Linked DNA regions of Homo sapiens: region 1 is linked to region 2. The links are chromatin loops, found by intact Hi-C in ENCODE. Cell type or tissue: heart right ventricle. All regions are shown on one strand. Each heading gives the region's core, and the rest is flanking DNA. Links, peaks and the distances in the headings are about the cores only.

Region 1 (9,406 bases), core at 582-8,581, 88 kb before region 2:
TGGGCCGGGGCTGGTACAGGCAGAGTTTCTCTGTCAGCTCTTGGGCAGGGCTTCTCTCTGTGAGATGGTGCCCCACTGAGACAGGTGCCCTGTGGGGTGGCCTGCATAGCAGCACTGTGTTTATTACCTGCCTAGCTGAGAGTTTGGGTCCCCTTCTTGGTTTGTCTTGCCAGAGAGCAGTTTGTTAGGCAGCCCCAAGTCTTCCCAGGAGGCTCTGAGTCTGGTGTCTGCTGTTGAAGACATTGGCAGATCCCTTGGGGCCCAGAGCACTCCTGGGCCTGCCCCAGAAGATGAGGGCCAGGTGCACCCGTGGTCCGTTCCAGGGGTCCTCTTCATGTGTCTACCAGGCCTGATATTTCTGGGCCTAACAGGTGCTCAAGGATGGAGTGAGCAGCACCATCCTCTGTGGAGCTTTCCTTCAGGCTGGAGGAGGACTCTTTGGGACCCAAGACTCCTAGCTCTGGGTCACTGGTCCCTTATCAATTTCTACGCTGCACTGGACTCCCCAAACTGGAAGGTGGAGGGTGGGGAGCACTCCTTTTGCACATCCCTGGAAATGTCCTGGTGGCTTGTGGCATGGCCTGCCACGCAGATTTTTGTCCTGGGGTGGGTGGCTGAGGACCCTTTATCCTGCATGTGAGTCCTAAAGAGCTTCTCTCTCTCTCTCTCTTTTTTTTTTCTTTTGAGACGGAGTCTCACTCTGTTGCCCAGGCTGGAATGCAGTGTTGTGATCTTGGCTCGCTGCAACCTCCGCCTCCCAGGTTCAAGCAATTCTCCTGCCTCAGCCTCCTGAGTAGCTGGGATTATAGGCATCTGCCACCACGCCTGGCTAATTTTTGTATTTTTAGTAGAGATGGGGTTTCACCATGTTGGCCAGGCTGGTCTCAAACTCCTGACCTCAGGTGATCCACCCGTCTCGGCCTCCCAAAGTGCTGGGATTACAGGTGTGAGCCACCGCGCCCGGTCTAGAGCTTCTCTTGACTGCAGCCTTGGCTTCATTCTCCTAGAAAAGATGTTCCCCCTGGAGACTGCTCAGGAGCCACAGGATGCCTTTTGGTCTCTCCATCCCTCTTTCACTCCTTCACTTCTGTTCTGTCAACAAATATGGCTCCTACTGTATACCAGGCATAGTGTGAGGCACATCAAAGAGCCTGTGCACAACTTAGTGGGGGAGACAGGCAAGTAGATGGTTGTCCTCCAGGGATAAGAGGCTGTGGGAATTTGGCAGAGGGGAGAGCCAGATCTGCCCTGAGCATCACGGAAGGCTTCCTGGAGGTGCAGGCATGGCAGCTCGGGGCCAGGAAGGCTGGAGAGTCTGTCTCTCCTGTGGGTGGGTGTCCAGTGGCTACTTTTGGAGGGGGATTGGTGGCTGCCTGACCTGTGCTTCTGCCTCCTGTGTCTGAGCGTGCCATTCCTTCTCTCGTGACAGGAGATCAGTGGTTGGTACTACCTCCTAGGGGAGCACCTGGGCCGGACCAAGCACTTGAAGGTGGCCAGGCGGCGACTGCGGCCGCTGAGAGGTACCTGCACACCCCCTTCAGCTTCCCTTCCCAGGACCTGCCCCCTCCCTCCTTTCCTGCATAGCGGCATCAGTACTGGTATTTGGTGGCCCCTGCTACTGAGAATGCTATCAGCCTGCTGGGTGCAGGGACTTCTCAGGAGCACTTGCTAGAGTGCAGGCTGCAGGAAGCCTCTTGCCCATGCCTCCACTGTTTATCTGGTTGGACTTTTACTGTAGAGGCTATGGTCTGACCCCATGTGGTTTAGCTCCCTCCCTTGTGGGGTACTTTATGCTTCCCCAGTGGCCCCTTCCCAGCTCCATGTCTCAGGGATCCCCCAGGCTGCCTTGCTCATCTTGGGATACCCACCTCTACAGACAGGGCGTTTAGGTCCTGCCATGATCCCTAAGGCTCAGAATGTGGATTTCATGACCCTTTTCCATGTTCTGCCTTTCCCACATGCAGCCCTGGCTCCTGAGTCCCTGTCTGGATTGAGCCTCAGGTGTCCCCACATCCTGAGGCCAGGAGTGGCCCTGGGCAGCCCCATGGGCCTGTTTCCCAGTGCTGTCCTCTGGGTGGTCCGAGGAGGGGAGACTTCTCTGCCACCAGAAGTTTTCTGATTCTGCTCTGTCACCTTCCAGACCCGCTGCTGAGAATGCCAGGAGGTGGGGACACTGAGAATGGGAAGAAACTAAAGGTAGGTGGGGACAAGCTAGGGCATTGCTCCAGGAGCTGGATCTGCTCCTTGACAGCCCCTGGGCCCGGGAAACCCCTAAAGGGGCAGCATTTGGTGCTTGAAACTCAGCAAGTCATGTACTCAGAAGGAATAATTTCTTGATTTTCCTGAGGTGTATTACAGGAAATAAATGCTCTTCTCAGGGTATCCATGATCGTGGCAGGGGTGGGGAAATGGCCAGGCCCCCACCTCTGGAAATGGAAGCATCTGGATCTTACTAACTTTGGGCCTCTAGAAACCGAGTCCTCCCCTTCCCACAGACTTCTCGGCCCCCTGCTTCCCCTGGGACTGAGGCCGAATCACCCTCCCAGGTTAGGCCTGCTTGATGTCAGGGGGCAGCTGCGATTCTGAACCTGAGACCAAGGTGTTCTAACTCTATTAGGGCTTCAAGTCTGGAAAGGAGCCTTTTTCATATAAGGAGTTGGGAGAATTCTCCAAAAGTCATTCCATCTCTTTGCAGGGCATGGCAGGGGATCTACGGTTTTCTTTAACAAGTAAGAGAGGGAATTACTTGGCCAGGTGTGGTGGCCCACGCTTGTGATCCCAGCACTTTGGGAGGCCGAGGTGGGCGGATCACCTGAGGTAAGGAGTTCAAGACCAGCCTGGCCAACACGGTGAAACCTTGTCTCTACTAAAAATACAAAAAAATTAACTAGACATGGTGCTGGGCGTCTGTAGTCCCAGCTACTTGGGAGGCTGAGGCAGGAGAATCACTTGAACCCAGGCAGCGGAGGTTGCAGTGAGCTGAGATCATGCCACTGCACTCCAGCCTGGGTGACAGAGCAAGACTCTGTCTCAATTGAAAAAAAAAAAAAAAAAAAAAAGGACCGGGCACGGTGGCTGATGCCTGTAATACCAGCACTTTGAAAGGCTGAGGTGGGCAGATCACTTGAGGTCAAGAGTTCGAGACCAGCCTGGCTAATATGGTGAAACCATGTCTCTACTAAAAATACAAAAATTAGCCAGGCATGGTGGTGTGCACCTGTAGTCCCAGCTACTTGGGAGGCTGAGGCAGAAGAATCGCTTGAACCTGGGAGGTGGAGGTTGCAGTGAGCGGAGATTGTACCGCTGCATTCCAGCCTAGGCAAGAGAACGAGATTCCATCTCAAAAAAAAAAAAAAAAAAAAAGGAGAAACAAACTCCCAGCAATTCATTAGCCCCTGTATACCAGGTGCTGTTACCTAATCTTCACTGCCCGCTCTAAGGCAGCTGTTACTTCCGCATCTCACAGATGAGAGGGACATACATGGTTCAGAGCATTAGGCCCTCTCTGTGGCCACACAGCTGGCAGGTGGTGAAGGCAGGCTCTGAGTGAGGGCTGGCCACCTTTTCAGTGTGCTGTGGCACACTGCCTCCTGTGCATGGCCTAGCTGGGAATATAAGACATTGCTGTAGTTCCTAATAGTATTTTACGTATTACACAATATCGGCGTATTACAATCTACCAAACATTTTCACGTTCACTGACTCAAGTCATTCACTCATTCATCATTCATTAAATATTTCCACCTATGTAGGCTGGGCCCTGTGCTGGGTGCTGGGATGCAGCTCTGGACCTGTCTAAGGCCCTGCCCCATGGAGCAGTCTAGAGCTGTGCTGGCCAGTGTGGTGACCACCTGCTACCTGTGGCTATTGAGCACTTAGTGGCTAGTGTGACTGGGGAACTGAGTGTCAACTTTAGTTTTAAGTAATTTCAGTTTACCTGGCACATGTGTCTAGCTGCGACTGGGTTAGACAGAGAAACTTGCCAGGAGTAACTTGTCAGGTTTGTTTTCTGTGGTTTCATTAGTTGAAAAGCTTTCCTCTGGCTTCTGTGGGGAACTGCAAAGACCTTTCCTCCTCTCTTTCTACTTGCCAAGCACAGAGAGGATGGTGATCAGGGGGCCTCCCTCGTGATTCATGGAAATTACATGGGCATCAACACCGTAAGTTTGCTTCCTCCAACATCACAGGTTTCTTGGTGGCTTGTAAAGTCCTCCTGCGTGCTGGATTCTGCACACAGGCCCTGAGCCCCTTGTTCTGAGGTGCACTGGATTTTCCTGAACTTATGTGCTCAGAGATGTCTGTGGGACTCAGCAAAGAGGGTGTGCTTCTCAGAGGCTTGGTTGGGGCCGGGGGAGAGCCCCCAGAGGCCATCTCTTCAGCTCCTGTGCTGTGCAGGTGGGGAGATGGAGGCCCAGAAACCTGGGTGACCTGCCCACAGTCACACAGCAACCAAAGCTGGGTTGAACCAAGGAACCCTCTGTCATCAAGGACTTGAGTGTGTGGCTGGGCTTCCCCAGGGGCTCTGAGATGGGCAAAAGCAGCTGGGCTCACCATGCGCTGCTCTGCAGGATGCTATCCTGGGACTGCCAGGCAAGAAATAGGACCCAGGTTCTGGTCCTAGCCCCACACTGCCCTGCTGTTTGACCATAACCTCTCCAGGCCTCAGTTTGTTTGTCAGTAAGATGAGGACGCTGGGTTGTCTGATGACCTGGAAATCCCTTCCACATTTGACTTTATGGTCCATGTGTATCACCAGATCCTGACAGCAAACCACTTCCATGGACAAAGGACAAATAAATTGACTTTTTTTTTTTTTTTTTTGAGACAGACTCTTTCTCTGTCACCCAGGCTGGAGTACCGTGGCATGATCTCAGCTCACTGCAACCTCTGCCTCCTGGGTTCAAGTGATTCTCCTGCCTTAGCCTCCCAAGTAGCTAGGACTACAGGCGCCTGCCACCACGCCCAGCTAATTTTTGTATTTTTTAAGTAGAGACAAGGTTTTACCATGTTGACCAGGCTGGTCTTGAACTCCTGACCCCAAGTGATCCATCTGCCTTGGCCTCCCAAAGTGTTGAGATTATAGGCATGAGCCACCACGCCTGGCCGAAACTGACTTTTAAGTAGTTTCCAAGTGGCAGGCAGGTCTTCAGACTCCAAATGTTTTATGTTCCCTGTCATGAGATGGGATGTCTGTGAGTGCAAACCCCCCCAAGGTATCCTTGGATTCTTTAGGCTGGGGCAGTCTCCTGGATTTCTAGCAGGGTCCCTGGGACTTGCAGGGGGAGGAGGTGTTGTTATAGAGCAGCCACGTTTTCTGCCTGGGTTCTCCTCCAGTGAGGGGTGTTTGTGAGAACATTGGAATCACAAAGTGGCCCATGGCGGAGAATGCAGCCAGAACAAAGGCGCCCTCTCCCCGCCGGGCCCGGGGAATACTAACTAGTTGACAGGAATTTTAATATAAAACTCTCCCTCTTCCTTGTCATTCTGAGGTTTCAGGAAGCCTTCGGGCTTATCGTGCAGAGGCACACAGCACAGACAGGGCTTGGGGAGGTGAGAGGTGATTTCCTGCCATTCTTCTGTGGGGCGGGCTTCCCAGGGTGCTCATGCCAGGCTGACGGGTCCAGTGCGGGCTCCCGCTGCTGGGGGAGAGCTGGGTTTTCATGGGGCGGCAGCCGAGGCAGGACCCGCAGCCATGAACCGCTTCAATGGGCTCTGCAAGGTGTGCTCGGAGCGCCGCTACCGCCAGGTGGGTGCTTGGCCTCTTGTGGGGAGCCTGTGGGGTGTTCAGGGATAGGGGTAGAGGGACCATCTGAGAAGGATCTCGCTCCTCACAAGGTCTTCTTTGACCTTTCCTGCTCCCTGCAGGCTCACTTGGATATGGGGAGGAGGATAGAGACAGGAGCTGGACCCAAGGCCCCTTTAGGGCCCAGCTCTGTATGGAGTCCTAACCACTGGCTGGGTGGTGTTTTTGGTGAGATAATCCAGCTAGCTTTCTGTTCTTTTTATCTGGGGAGGGGCTGTGGGTGTGAGATTGAAAATGCCATGGTTGCTGAGCAGCTGGGAGCAGAGTTTGTATTTTTGCTAACTTTTCCTGCTTCTGACAGGACAGCAGTGCCCATTCTGCCCCCTGTGCGTGTATGTTGGCACGTGCTCATATGTGAGATCGGGTGTTTTCGTGTATATGTACATATGTATAACTTTCCTCTCCCCTACTGCTGATGCCTCACTATGGCTCAGGATTCCTTTGGCTTTGGAATCCAACTTTACAGTGAGGGTTTGGCCTCTTAGCCTCCGGTCTTAGAAAGGGGGAAGACTGGGCCATTATGATCCCATTAGCTCCCCTGAGCCTCTTCTAGAACTGTGATGGGCCATTTTTTCTCATAAAATAGGAATGGGGTTAGGGATGGTGAAGGCAAGTGATATCTAATCTGGAAGGGAGTTCTGAAATTGTCCTGATTTTAAAAAATCACATAGAGAAGCCCCTCTATTTGTTTTAATGACCAGATTGGACTGTGGGTCTTGACTCCTCTGACTGGCAGTGCTTAGGTCCCAGGGAGATGCCCAGAGGGGTCCCTGCCCCCCCACCTGCCTGCTAGGGGATCCAGTGTTTTCTCTCTAGCCCTCCCCCGCTCTCAGGTTCTGCCCTTCAGGCCCCACTCTGTGTTTCCTGCCCTCATGGGGCTGGGAAAAGCAGCCCCTGCGACACTAGCGTCTGGATGGCAGAGTGGTGAGACAGAGAGAGCACTGGTTGGGACATCTAGTAGTCCTTGGTCACCCTGGGGCTATGGGCTAGAAGACTGGGCATGCTGGCTGTCAGAGTGGGGCCAGGAGCAATTGTGGGCTGGACCTAGGGCTCAGGGACTCAGAGTTCAAGATGGTTTCTGTGTTAGAAACCAGTGCAGAATTGAGAGCAGCAAGCTTTTTGTCAGGTCTGAGCTCAAATCTAGCTCTGTTCCTCTTTAGCTGTGGCTTTTGAGCAAGTCACTGTTCCTCTCTGAGCCTTTATCTCCTAGTCAGTAAAATAGGATAATGAAATCCAGCGATGGTGCCATGGGAGTGAATAGGATGATGTGTGTGAAGAGCCTGGCTCAGTGTCTGCTGTGCATATTTATCTAGGAGGTGTTTAATACATGGCAGAATTTGGGGATTACAGTCTAGGCAGGACAGAGGAACAGAAACTAGACAGGAGAGCAGAGGTAAGGGGCTGGCATGGGTGAGACCTGGGAGCAGTGGCTGTTCCTGCCCTGGACAGGAAAGAGCGAGAACCACCCGCAGGAAGGACAGGCTCTGTCAGAAGCCGCCAAGGCCTCGGGGCAGGGCTGCTCCTTTCACCTCCAGGTCAGAGCAGGGCTGAGAGCCGGAGGGTGGAGGGGGTGGCACTTCGAGTCTTATCTCCTTGTCTGTAAAATGGGCATACTCATTCCCCTAGGGGCTGCAGGGATGGTCAGGTTCTTTGGACACTACCCTCTCAATGTGGTCAGTGATCATGGTGGACAGAGTGTAATTCTGCTTCCTCCGAGCTAGGAGGTGAGCTTGCCTCCCGGCACCCTCTCCTCTTCCCCTCCTTCACACTCCCATCTGGCTTGGACTGTGGTCTGGGCTGGCACTTCTTAAGCTGGTGCCCAGGAGGGTGAGGGGCCCCCAGCCCACAGTCCTGCTTGGATGTGGGGTCTGGGTGTGGGAGGAGGAGGCTGTTTTCTTGGAGCACACTCCTCCCCAGACCCCACTCTCCAGTTACTGCCCCATAACTGGCCATCCAGAGCCCAGGGTGCTGGGATGGGTTTTCTATGCAGGGGGCTTTGGCCCTGGATGGGGTAGGGGTGGGGAAGTGCTGGATAGGCTTTGGGACCCCAGCTTGTGCTTGGGTTGAGGGTTGGCTTGTGAGGCCCCTAAAAAATCCCCGCTGGTTCCATGGAGGGGGCCAGGCTCCTGGCGTCTTCCCTGGCCTCAGGCGGGCCCGGCAACTAGTGGCTGCTCCTTTCCCCCAGCTTTCCACACTCGTACCCGCGTTTGTTTTTCTTTCTTTCTTTCCATTTTTTTCTCTTCCTGTCTTAGCTGCGTGTTTTCCCAGAATTCTTATGGGAACGGGGTATTTTCCTGCCTCCTCCCCCTTCCCCTTGTCTGTCAGGTTTCCTGTTTTACAAACTTGCTTTGAATCCAGGCCCGGGGCTGGTGGGAAGCAGAGCCTCAGAGGTCCCTGCAGCTTCCAAGGCCCTTGGTCACTCTGAGCCCCCTCCCACTCACCTTCCTTATGCCTGGCCCTGGGATGGTGGGTAGGTGAATGAGTGCAGGTGCCTAGTCTTGCAGGGACAACCCTCAAAGGAAGGAGACAGAAGTCTCCTGACAAGGCTTGTGCCCTTGACCTTTTCCAAGCTTGCTGAGCTGGCCTTTGTCTCAACTCACTTGGGACACCCTTCCCTGTGCCTCACCAGGGCCCACCCCAAGTCCCAGTTTCTCTAGGGGGTCTCTCGGGACCCCTTGAATCCCTTTTCTGATTTGTGCTGCCTTTAGCAGCCGGAATGGGCTGGCAGACCACCCTACATCCTCCTGTGTGTGGGACACTGCCAGGCTGTCCTCCCTGCATTAGCCTCTGCTGAGTTCCTACCATGTGCCAAGCATGGCGTCCATAGTCGGAGCATAAAGGACTGAGAATGGCCCAGTCCTCCTGCTTTTCTTTAGTGCCCGCTGTGCCCTGCTTCACTCTGGAGAGGTTTGTGTACCCTCGTGCTCCTCTGGGAACCAGAGACCAAGGCTGCATGCCTCTGTATGTCCACAGAGCCTGGCATGCTGTAGGAGCTCAATAATTGTGTGCCAGTTTGAAAAGAGCATCCAGATGGCAAGGCCCTCTCATGGACTTCTGAAAGTAGGAGTTGTGGACCTGTCAAGCACATGGGCCTCAGCAGGCACATGAGTCAGTGGCTAGTTCAGGTTCAGCCAGGAAGCCTATCTGTGACCTTACCTGGGAGTCCTCATGGGATGCCTTGGGGCCCTGGCCACAGATTGGCCCCCAGAACCTCAGCTCTCTTCCTCTGACCCTTGGCCTGAGATGGAGTGAGTGTGTCCCAGTGTTTCCTCCCCTGTGCTCTGGGAGGGCAGTGACCAGGCTGGCCTTGACTTTGGGCCCTTAGCACAGGGCCCGCCCCAGGCTAACGCTCTGTGAACCTCTGTGAGAAAGGAAGAAGGGAGCCAGGAAAACAGTGGATCAAAGGTGAGGCTGAGTCATGCAGTGCTGGTGGGCCCTTGGATCAAGGGCTGGGGCTGCTGGGGCTCAGGATGGCAAAGTTTGCTTTTCCAAGACCTTGTCCATCCCAGGCCCTCCCCACATCAGCCTGGGTTTACTTGCTGAGCTTTGGGCCTTCCTGCTTGGCCCACAACCCAGTGCTCAAGTTGTCTGGGCTGAGATAGG
Region 2 (9,406 bases), core at 674-8,673:
CCTGAGGTCCGGCTGGATAGCACCTACAGCCAGAAGGCAGGGGCAGAGCAGGGCTGCTCGGGAGATGAGGAGGATGCAGAAGAGGCCGAGGAGGTGGAGGAGGGGGAGGAAGGGGAGGAGGACGAGGATGAGGACACCAGCGATGACAACTACGGAGAGCGCAGTGAGGCCAAGCGCAGCAGCATGATCGAGACGGGCCAGGGGGCTGAGGGTGGCCTCTCACTGCGTGTGCAGAACTCGCTGCGGCGCCGGACGCACAGCGAGGGCAGCCTGCTGCAGGAGCCCCGAGGGCCCTGCTTTGCCTCCGACACCACCTTGCACTGCTCAGACGGTGAGGGCGCCGCCTCCACCTGGGGCATGCCTTCGCCCAGCACCCTCAAGAAAGAGCTGGGCCGCAATGGTGGCTCCATGCACCACCTTTCCCTCTTCTTCACAGGACACAGGAAGGTGAGAAAGCTAAAGGGGGAGGGAGAAGGATACATGCAATGTGGGGAGGGCTGGCCCAGGGGCTGCAGGGAATGAGAAGTCACCATGTTCCACCCCCACTATCCTGGCAGCCTCCCAGCGAACTTTCCACCTGTTGGACAGAAGATAAAACTGAGGCCCAATGGGACCAAGAAGGCAGAGCATGGACTTAAACACATGACTTTAGGATTCCAGATGCTGTGTTCTTATAGCTCCACTGGTCCCCACAGAAAGCAGAGCAGGTGTAGCTTAGCCCAGGCCATTGTGTATTTGGATTTAAAAGATCTGAGATAGTAGCTGGAGAAATAGAGTTACAGCCTAGCCAGACTAGAAATCCATCAGCCAGTCACAATGACAACACACATTTATTCCGTGTCCACATTATCCTAAGCAGTTTACATTAACTCATTAACTCTCACAACAGCCCTTTGAAGTAGATAGTATTTTTGTGCCCATTTTACAGCAGAGGAAACCGAGGCAAAGAGAGGTTATCTAACTTGCTCCAGGTTACACAGTGTATCAGTGTCTGAACTAGAATTAGAATCTGGTTCCAGGGCCAGTGCTCTTAACCAACCACCACACCGTTTGCCTCTCGTGAATATTTATATGTAGATGAATAAGTATTTATGGATTTCCTGCTGTGTACCAGGCCCTGCGCTCTGCAACATGGCAGGAGCCACAGAAGTGTGTGAGGCTGGTCTCAACCTGAGAGAAATAAGTTAACTGTGTGAGCCTTGAAAGTGGCCTAACAGTGAACAGATTGCGCCATGATCTTGAAGCCTACCAGCTAGTTTGGGTCTGGGCTCTGTTTCTTACTATGTGGCTTTGGTTGAGTCACTCAACTCCTCTGAGCCATAGTTTTCTTCTCTGAAAAGTAGGGGTTAATAGCACTCACATCCCAGAATGGTTGAGGATGAATGGAAGAGGCTGGTGCCTGATAACACTAGCCGCTTGAGAGGCGGCCCTCAGGGAATGCTGGGCCCCACTCCTTCTCTTGAAATGCAACAGCCAGTGCAAGGTGTTGGTGTGAGGCTAGGTGAGTAGGGGTGCTCAGTGCCCATGGAGCACAACTGACTCAGAGATCTAGAACTTCAGGAGGACAGACCCCAGGGCCTAAAGCCATCAGGGAAAGCTTCTGGAGGAAGATACCTCTCAGCTTGGCCTTGAAGGATGAACAGGATTAGAATAAACAGAGAGGTAGAGGCAAGCATTCTTTGGCTAGAGCAGAGCATTCCTAAAGGGCAGATGCCTGGCACAGGTGCTGCTATTCCTCCCTCCAACCCATGGCAGACATCATTAATGGATTCCAGCATACTTCCTCACCAAGTTGGGACATGTCCTCAGAAGCCTGCTTAGCTTCTTAGCCACTAGCAAGAAGGCAGACTTACCTTCTGGGGAGATGCCTTCTGCTGAAAGCTAGTCATTCTGACAGGGCAGGCTGGGGCCCTCCAGAAAAGGGTCTTGAACTTTGGCCTTGGAACTAAATCTCCGTTTCCTCATCTGTAAGCGTGTGTGGTTCTCACACTGTGGTGTGCTCCGGAATCACCAAGGGGAGGTAATTAATATGTGATTCCTAGTCCCCATACCCAGAACTCTGGAATCAGAATCTCTAGGGGTGGTGCCCAGACCCTATATTTTAAACATGCCCCGAGGGATCATGATCTTGCCAAAGTTTGAATATCACCATCTTAGGCCATTTCTTGATGGTTTCTACAGGAGAGAGTCCGGAACGCTGTCCTTCCAAGGCAAGGCCTCAGGCTCATTCAGATCAGGCCTGGCCACTCCTCTTTGGAGGGCGGTTGAGGCCCACCTGCCTTGGGCTTCCCAATCCTGATTCCCCCACTACACCCTTCCCAGTTCTATTCCCCTCACCACACTTGCTCCAATAAAACTATTTATATACAGATAAATTCACACACATTCATATGTATGCATTTATCTAATTCCCCAGCTCAGTTGACCTCGGCTCCTATTTTGGGACACATACTCCTGCCTGGGAGTCTAGCAGGCCTGGACCAGCTCTCTCTTGTCTCAGCTTCCTCCTTTGGGTGCCCAAGGTTCCCACTGGCACCCTCCCCTGTCCCACCAACTTTTAGCCGGTCACTTCCTTTCTTGGGTTTGAGTGGCTGAGCTGGCAGAGACATCAGAGGCTGCCCCCAGCCTGGTGGTGGCCACCCTTCCATGTGGCTTCCACACACCAGTTCCTGAGCCCTTTGCCATTCACATCCTGCCCTCTTCCACCAGTAGCTTCAGTAGGAAACTTGTCAAGAGGAGATGAAGCCCCGGATGGGACAAACACCGTGGTCTAGCTCCATCTCTTACTGGTACTGGGCCTTGGGCAAGTCCCTGCCCCTCTGTGAGCCACAGTTTCCTCCTTGGTGAAATGGGTATGGTAATAATGCCTCCTTCCTAGGGTTGCTGGGAAAATTAAATAGCTTAACACAGGTAAAACATTTAGGGCAGTACCTGGCGCTCAGCACCTGGTGGGTGCTGCATAAATGGTAATCATGTTATGTGGAGGGGGAGGGGGAGAAGAGCAGTAACCAGGGTAGTACTGGCTGTGCCGCCATTCGAAGTACCACCAGACCCCATTTCTCACCTTCCTGACACTGCTGCAAAGTGGACAGGCACTTGGCTTACAGTGGGAGGCTGAGGCTAGTGAGAGATATTTTGTCCCCAGCCACACAGCAGCAAGTGATGATGGCACTGGACAAGGCCTCACCATTGTCTAGTCAGTCCTCTGTGGCTCTGCCCTAGACTCTGAGACCTCATGCTGATGAGGGGCCGGGGGTGGGGGACTGGCAGAGGGACAGTGGCAGGTTCCCCCATGACTTCTATCTTCCTGGCTTTGGCCTGGCTCTTCTGGGAGGGTCCCCTGATGCTGATGGGCCACTATTCCTAGGCAATGCCAGGCAAGAGGTGAAGAGGGGAGGGGTGAAGTGTTCAGGCTGTGGAGTCAGACAGACCCAGGTTCAAGTCTCAGCTCTGCCTCCTCCTCCCTGGCTCTGAGACCTTGGCCAAGTTGCTTCTTTCTCTGAGCTTCGGTTTTCTCTTATTAATGGAACACGGAGTCCCCCGGGAGTTGTCCCAAGGGTTCCAGGGCGCAGTACGTAGAAAGCTTGGGCTGGTCATTTGTGCTGCTGTGCGGATAAGCTGAGGCTGCCCAGAGTACATGCTGCCTGCCACAGGGTGACATTCAGTCTCGACGTTGTCTCCGGTCCACACCCCTGTTATCCTGCCCTCTTATGTGCTGAGCAATTTCTACTGTGAGTAGGAATGTCAGAACAGGCAGACCTCAGAGATAGTCTGCTCGACCATGGTGATCTCACAGATGGGCTGACTGAGTCCAGAGAGGGAGAGCCCCCTGCCCCCACTCCCCGCCATGGTTCTCCAGCTGGCCATCCCCTGGGTGTGGCGCCCTGTGCTGAGTTGAGTGGTCTCATGGTGCCCCCTGCCGCCAGACCCCTGCCTTCCTGGCTGCTCCCTGGAGGCCCTGCAGAGCAGATCACAGGCCTTCTTCCTGGGGAGTCAAGGAAGCCCCGGAGAATAATTGTGTTTGGGTCCAGGATGCTGCCATTGAATTCTAGTCCAGCCTATCTGGCTCAGCACAGAGGGTCATGGGCTATTCTTTGACAGTGAGGAGACCACAGGCTGCAGCCCTTCCCTGGCCCTGCTTCCTTCCTCCCCTGCAGGGGACTGGCCTGGGCAGAGGTGGTCCACAGAGGGTGCCAGCCCTGTTTCACTAAGCTCCCACGTAGGTCAGAGATCAGACGAGAGGACCCCAAAAATGCCTTCCAGCTCCAAGACGATAATACCTTCAAGCCTCCTATTTTTAAAAAGCCTAAAGAATTATTTCGGATGTGTAAACAAGTAAGTATAGAGTTTAAATCCACTGTTTCCACGTGGTTCCATGGGGCCTGCCAGCCTGGGCTGGATCGGAGAGGGCAGCCATGGATGGCCAGGGAGCCCCAGAAGTCCGACCAGGACCAATAGGGAAACCAGCTGAGCCCTGCTCACAGACGAGCGCTCAGTCACTAGTGGGCTCTGGACCCAGACCACAGTTCTCTGCTACTTGTTAGTTCAGAGAGCCCAGGCCAGTTATCAAACTGCCCTGGGCATCTGTTTCCTCAGCTGCACACTGAGGGGAAATATCAGTAACTAGCTCTTAGAATCGTTGCCAAGATTAAATGAGATAAAGTATGTTAAAACACTTTGGCCCGGCACCTGACATGTAGTGAACGCTCAATAAATAATGGCAAAACCCATGCTAGCTGAGAGTACTTGCTCACTGCTGTGTGTTGGGCGCTGTGCTGAGCACGTCCCCGTGTTAACTTACATAATCCTCACCACAGCCCTTTGAGGGAAGTCCGGTTATTACCCGCATTTTACAAATAAGGAAACTGAGGCACAGAGAGGGATGTAACTGAGCTAAGGTCAATGAGCTAATAAATGATTGAGCTAAGCTTCAAATCCAGGCAATTAAAAATCTACACTCTTAATCATTACTATAATTACAGTTATAATTACAGTAAGAATTATAATTATTGTTCCAAGAGGTGGTGAGCTCCTAGTCCCTGGAGGTGGCTGGATGAGGCTGGGCAGGGCCCAGGGATTCTGCCTGGAGTGAAGGAAGGGCTGTATGGTCCTGGACTCACCTCCATCTGCTTTTCAGCTGGACAAGGTCACATAGTGAGACAGTGGGGAGAAGATGGAAAGGAGAATCCCTTTGGAGGGCCTTTGCAGACTAGGCCCTGGGCAGGCATTGATGCAGCTGTGGGAGGGGAGGGAAGAGTCTGAGGAGCCACTCTGGCCCCCTCCAAGGTCAGAGGCCAAAGCCTCCCTGCAGCTATGGTGAGTCCCTAGGGCTGGGAATCAGAACCCGATTTTTTCACCTCAATTTCTCCTTGGCTCACAGGCTCTTTTTGGTGCTGGGGTTTCCCCAGCAGCCCAGGGGGCTGACTCCTAGGGCCAGAGCTGCCCAGCCCCTCTGTCAGGCTGCTAGGCTTGGGTCAGTCCCTGCTGAAGACACTCTCCTCCCCACAGTGGAAGGAAGAGCCCATTTCCCAGCAGCGCAGAGGCTGAGGATGGCGGCTGGGTGGGAGTGGTCCCCAGGCCCATTGTGTGGAGCCGATAAAGTACGGAAGCTGAGGTTAGAATGGGAGGAAGCCCAGGGCCCGAGGGCTCTTTCCCACGGGTGGGGGCCTTGGGCATGGCCTTGCCAGGCCAGCATGAGTGCAGCCTGTATGTGCACTGAAGGGTGCCCTGAATGGTGACAGTGGTAACACTCACTGGGCAATGACCACTGGTTACTGAGGTTAGCGTGGGTGCCAGGACTGGGCCTTGGGGTCCAGAGTTTATCCTGGTGAACCTTCCATCAGCCCTGTGAAGTGGCTGTCACTATGCCTAAGCCATAGCTAAAAAAATGGAAGCCGAGAGGCTAGGAAACTTACCCAAAGTTGGTGAAAGCAGGATTTATATCCAGGTCTGGTTCCAAACACTTGCTCTGAAATCACACACCATACGGTGTGTGCCTCTGTGTGCACGTACACACATGTATGTTTACAACTCTGGTGGGGCAGCATTCTCAGGAAGGAGGCAGCACTTCCCGAGTCTTTCACAGGAAACATTAAAATGTGTTCTGACCTTGCATTTTTGAGTAGCAGCATCCTCTGGTGGAGAAACACAGGCCTTGAATTGAGGCAGATTCCAGCTCTGTCACTTACATGCTGGGTCTCCTTGGGGAAGTGACTTAAATTCTCTGAGCCTCTATTTACTTTATAGGTTTATTGTGAGGTTTAATGAGATAGTATCTGAATTATGCCCCATCCAGGGTCTGGCCTATAGTATGAGCTAAATGAAGGTGTAATTCATCCATCCATCCACTCATCCACTCCTTCATCCATCCACCCACCCACCCACCCATCCATCTATTCACCCATGCATTCATCTACCATCCACCCACCCACCCACCCATCCATCTATTCACCCATGCATTCATATATCCATCCACTCATCCATCCATCCACCCATCCATCCATCTATCCACCCACCCACCCATATATTCATCCATCCATCCATCCATCCACTCATCTATCCATCCACCTATCCACATATCCATCCATCCATCCATCCATCCATCCATCCATCCATCCATCCATGCAGGTGGGAGACTCACAAAAGCATCCCCCGAGGAAGGAATTGCACATGGAGATGAAGACCTTCTGTTGGTTGGAAGGCAGAGTTGAGGAGGTTGCTGAAGTAGGGGCCAGGCTGGAGAGATAACTGAAGGAATAACTGAATGGAACTTTCTGCCCTGATCCTAAGATGGTAGATCCAGTCGTGTTACGGAGTTTGAATGTTATCCCGAGGGCACTAGGGAGCCATGGAAAGCTATAAGGCAAGAGAGGTGCACTCAGGCCTGTGTAATGATTTATTTTATACACTGCTGACCATCTCAGGTCTCCTTTGAACTTCAGAATCCTGACTTAATCATTATGATCCTGATTTTAGAAATTAAGGAATAGAGGCTTAGAGAGGGGCAGGGATTGGCCTAGTGACACAGCAGAAGCCCTGCCCTCTCACCTGCTCACTGCCTGCAATGAAGCCTCTGTCCTGAGTGCCAGCCGTCTGGCTTCTCCCCAGTGAGCTGGGGACCTGACTGTCCCAGGAGGAGATCCCTGTGGCCGGAGAGTCTGCCAGGCCGATTCCACTTCATGGCCAGGCTGTTCCCAGCAGTGGGGTTTCCCTCCCTCACCTGTGTGCCGCGGGTGGGGGCTTTGGGGATGGAAGGGGCTGGTGGCAGGGAATGTTGGGTCTCTGAGCCTCTGTTTACTTAGGCAGGAGTTCCTGGGTGCCCAGACTGCATCGTGTCTGTCTTCTCTCCGCAGATGAGCGGGGCTGACACCGTTGGGGATGATGACGAAGCCTCCCGGAAGAGAAAGAGCAAAAACCTGTACGTTGGGAAGATCCCTGGCTTCTGCGCTCCTCTTCCTCCCTTGCCCCAGGGCTTGTCTCTCCTCTAGGGGTCCAGGTGGGGAGAAGAGGTTGTGCCTGGTCCCGCCCACAACCCCAGACAGACACCAAGGAAAAACTGGATCTTGGAACTTTGCAGTGACCCCAAAGTGGGGTCACCTGGGTCCTGAGCATTCTCTCCAAGTGAGGCAAAGTGCTGATTCAGTACCCGGAAGCCACAGTGAACCAGAAGCAACCAGCCCGTTTGCCCTGGCTTTAGCCCAGCTTCTGAGCCAAGCAGGGACCAAGTGACTTCAACAACTCCTTTGCTCCCTCTGGGCCCAAGAGTGACCTGAGAAGGGGTGGAACTGACAGTCATTGGCTCCTCTTTCTCTTCCTGAGCTCCTGAATGCTAATAGTCTCAGGCATTGCCAGGAGGGGGCGCTGCTGGCCCAGCTGCCGAATCCCGCACTCGCCAAGCCTTTCTGGCCACACTCAGGCCTTCTTATACTATAGGGTGTTTGTTAGAGGTGTCAATGAAAAAGATGTGTGTGTGGGTTCTCAGGTCTTCTTCTACCCCCAGGCCTAAGACCCTGGAGACTCGGGGGAGGTATAGGGAGGAGGCAGTGGGGTGCATGCACAGTGACACCTCCAGAGGAAGCCCCTCCCCACCAGGTCCTGTAGCACCCACCACTAGGCAGGAATTGGGCTATAGGGAGGAGCCTCCTGCAACCCTCTTCTCTGGCCTTGACCGTGGGTGGGGTCCACTACCCTAGAAAGCCTTCCTCACCCCAGCTGCCTTGACCTCTCCAGCTTTCTGCAGCAACTGTTGGCTTCTCTTACTCCACAGCCAATTGCATTTTCTTAGCAAGGTGAAATGCATAAACCAAAACAGTCCCTTGCACCAACCATCTTCACTTAACCTTTTGTAGGATGAGAGAGGATCCAGGGGGTGCCAGGACTGTTGAATGTGGTGCTGGAAGTGGGAGGTGTAGGGAAGCAGTGTGTGGCGCAGAGGGCAGGCATCCCGGGTGCTGGAGCAGCCCTGTCTAGCCTCCTTTCAATGTAGGTGCTGCCTTTTGAATTGCCTGAAGCCCACACTTTTTTTTTTTGGAGACAGAGTCTCCTTCTGTCACCCAGGCTGGAGTGCGATCTTGGCTTGCTGCAACCTCCGCCTCCCAAGTTCAAGCAGTTCTTGTCCCTCAGCCTCCCAAGTAGCTGCGATTACAGGTGTGTGCCATCACACCCAGCAAATTTTTTTTGTACTTTTAGTAGAGATGGGGGTTTTGCCATGTTGGCCAGGCTGTTCTCAAACTCCTGGCCTCAAGTGATCTTCCCGCCTCGGCCTCCCAAAGTGCTGGGATTACAGACATGAGCCACCATGCCTGGCCTCTGAAGGTCATACTCTTAAAAGCTTAGACGAAGAGTCTTAGAACATCTACGGTAATAATAAGAATAACCATTAATGTTTATTATGCCCCGCACTGTTCTGTGTGTATTTCATATGTAATCTAATTTAATCTTTACCACTACTTTTATTTTCCGTTCTGTTCTTTCTTATTGACCTTACCCTTATTTTACACGTGAATAAACTACTGTGCAAAGAGGCTAAGTTACATGGCAAGAAAGTGGTGGGGTTGGGACCTGGAGACCTGGCCTGCTGGCTTCTGTTTGAGGAAACAGCTTGACAGAGAAAAAACCTTGATAGGAAACTTGAGAGATCAGGAAACGTGTCAAAGGGCACACAGCTGGTAACTGCTGGAGCTGGGATTTGAACCCAAGACTAGCTCCAGAGCCTGGGATCAGCCTCCCCTGCAGGACTCTCCTTCATTAGACAGGGTGTCTAGGTCTTAGTGCCATTTTAAGCTTGAATAGCATCAGAAGTATAAATGCTTCAAACTTACCAAACCCCCTTGAAAGTTTAATTATTAAATTTCTTTTGCACGTCTTTAGTTATGTGATTTTTGAATAATCAATTTTTCATTTTCAT

What was found. Peaks named below come from ENCODE experiments on the same cell type or tissue, not always from the same donor. Only the 100,000 strongest peaks of a DNase experiment are listed, where the experiment ranks them.
Region 1: it touches region 2 in a loop (3-fold over the local background); 33 of 110 quality-filtered maps call a loop at or near these places.

Annotation. Positions count from the first base shown.
Region 1 is chr9:113,495,885-113,505,290 of GRCh38, forward strand. RGS3 (regulator of G protein signaling 3) reads left to right here. Exons shown (of 23, transcript NM_001394167.1): 7 at 1,430-1,520; 8 at 2,141-2,196. Among named protein-coding and RNA genes, the nearest start is that of RGS3, 37 kb to the left of the region's middle. RefSeq lists enhancers at 7,440-8,082, 8,083-8,723. In heart right ventricle, for the core only: CTCF peaks have their summits at 5,403 and 7,487; a DNase peak (open chromatin) is centred at 5,516; H3K4me3 peaks cover 4,061 bases; H3K27ac peaks cover 6,226 bases.
Region 2 is chr9:113,583,981-113,593,386 of GRCh38, forward strand. RGS3 (regulator of G protein signaling 3) reads left to right here. Exons shown (of 23, transcript NM_001394167.1): 18 at 1-447; 19 at 7,353-7,417. Among named protein-coding and RNA genes, the nearest start is that of RGS3, 120 kb to the left of the region's middle. RefSeq lists enhancers at 2,813-3,590, 4,987-5,488, 5,489-5,988. In heart right ventricle, for the core only: CTCF peaks have their summits at 3,928 (motif pointing left), 4,130, 6,122 (motif pointing left) and 7,860 (motif pointing right); DNase peaks (open chromatin) are centred at 3,886 and 7,861; H3K4me3 peaks cover 868 bases; H3K27ac peaks cover 8,000 bases.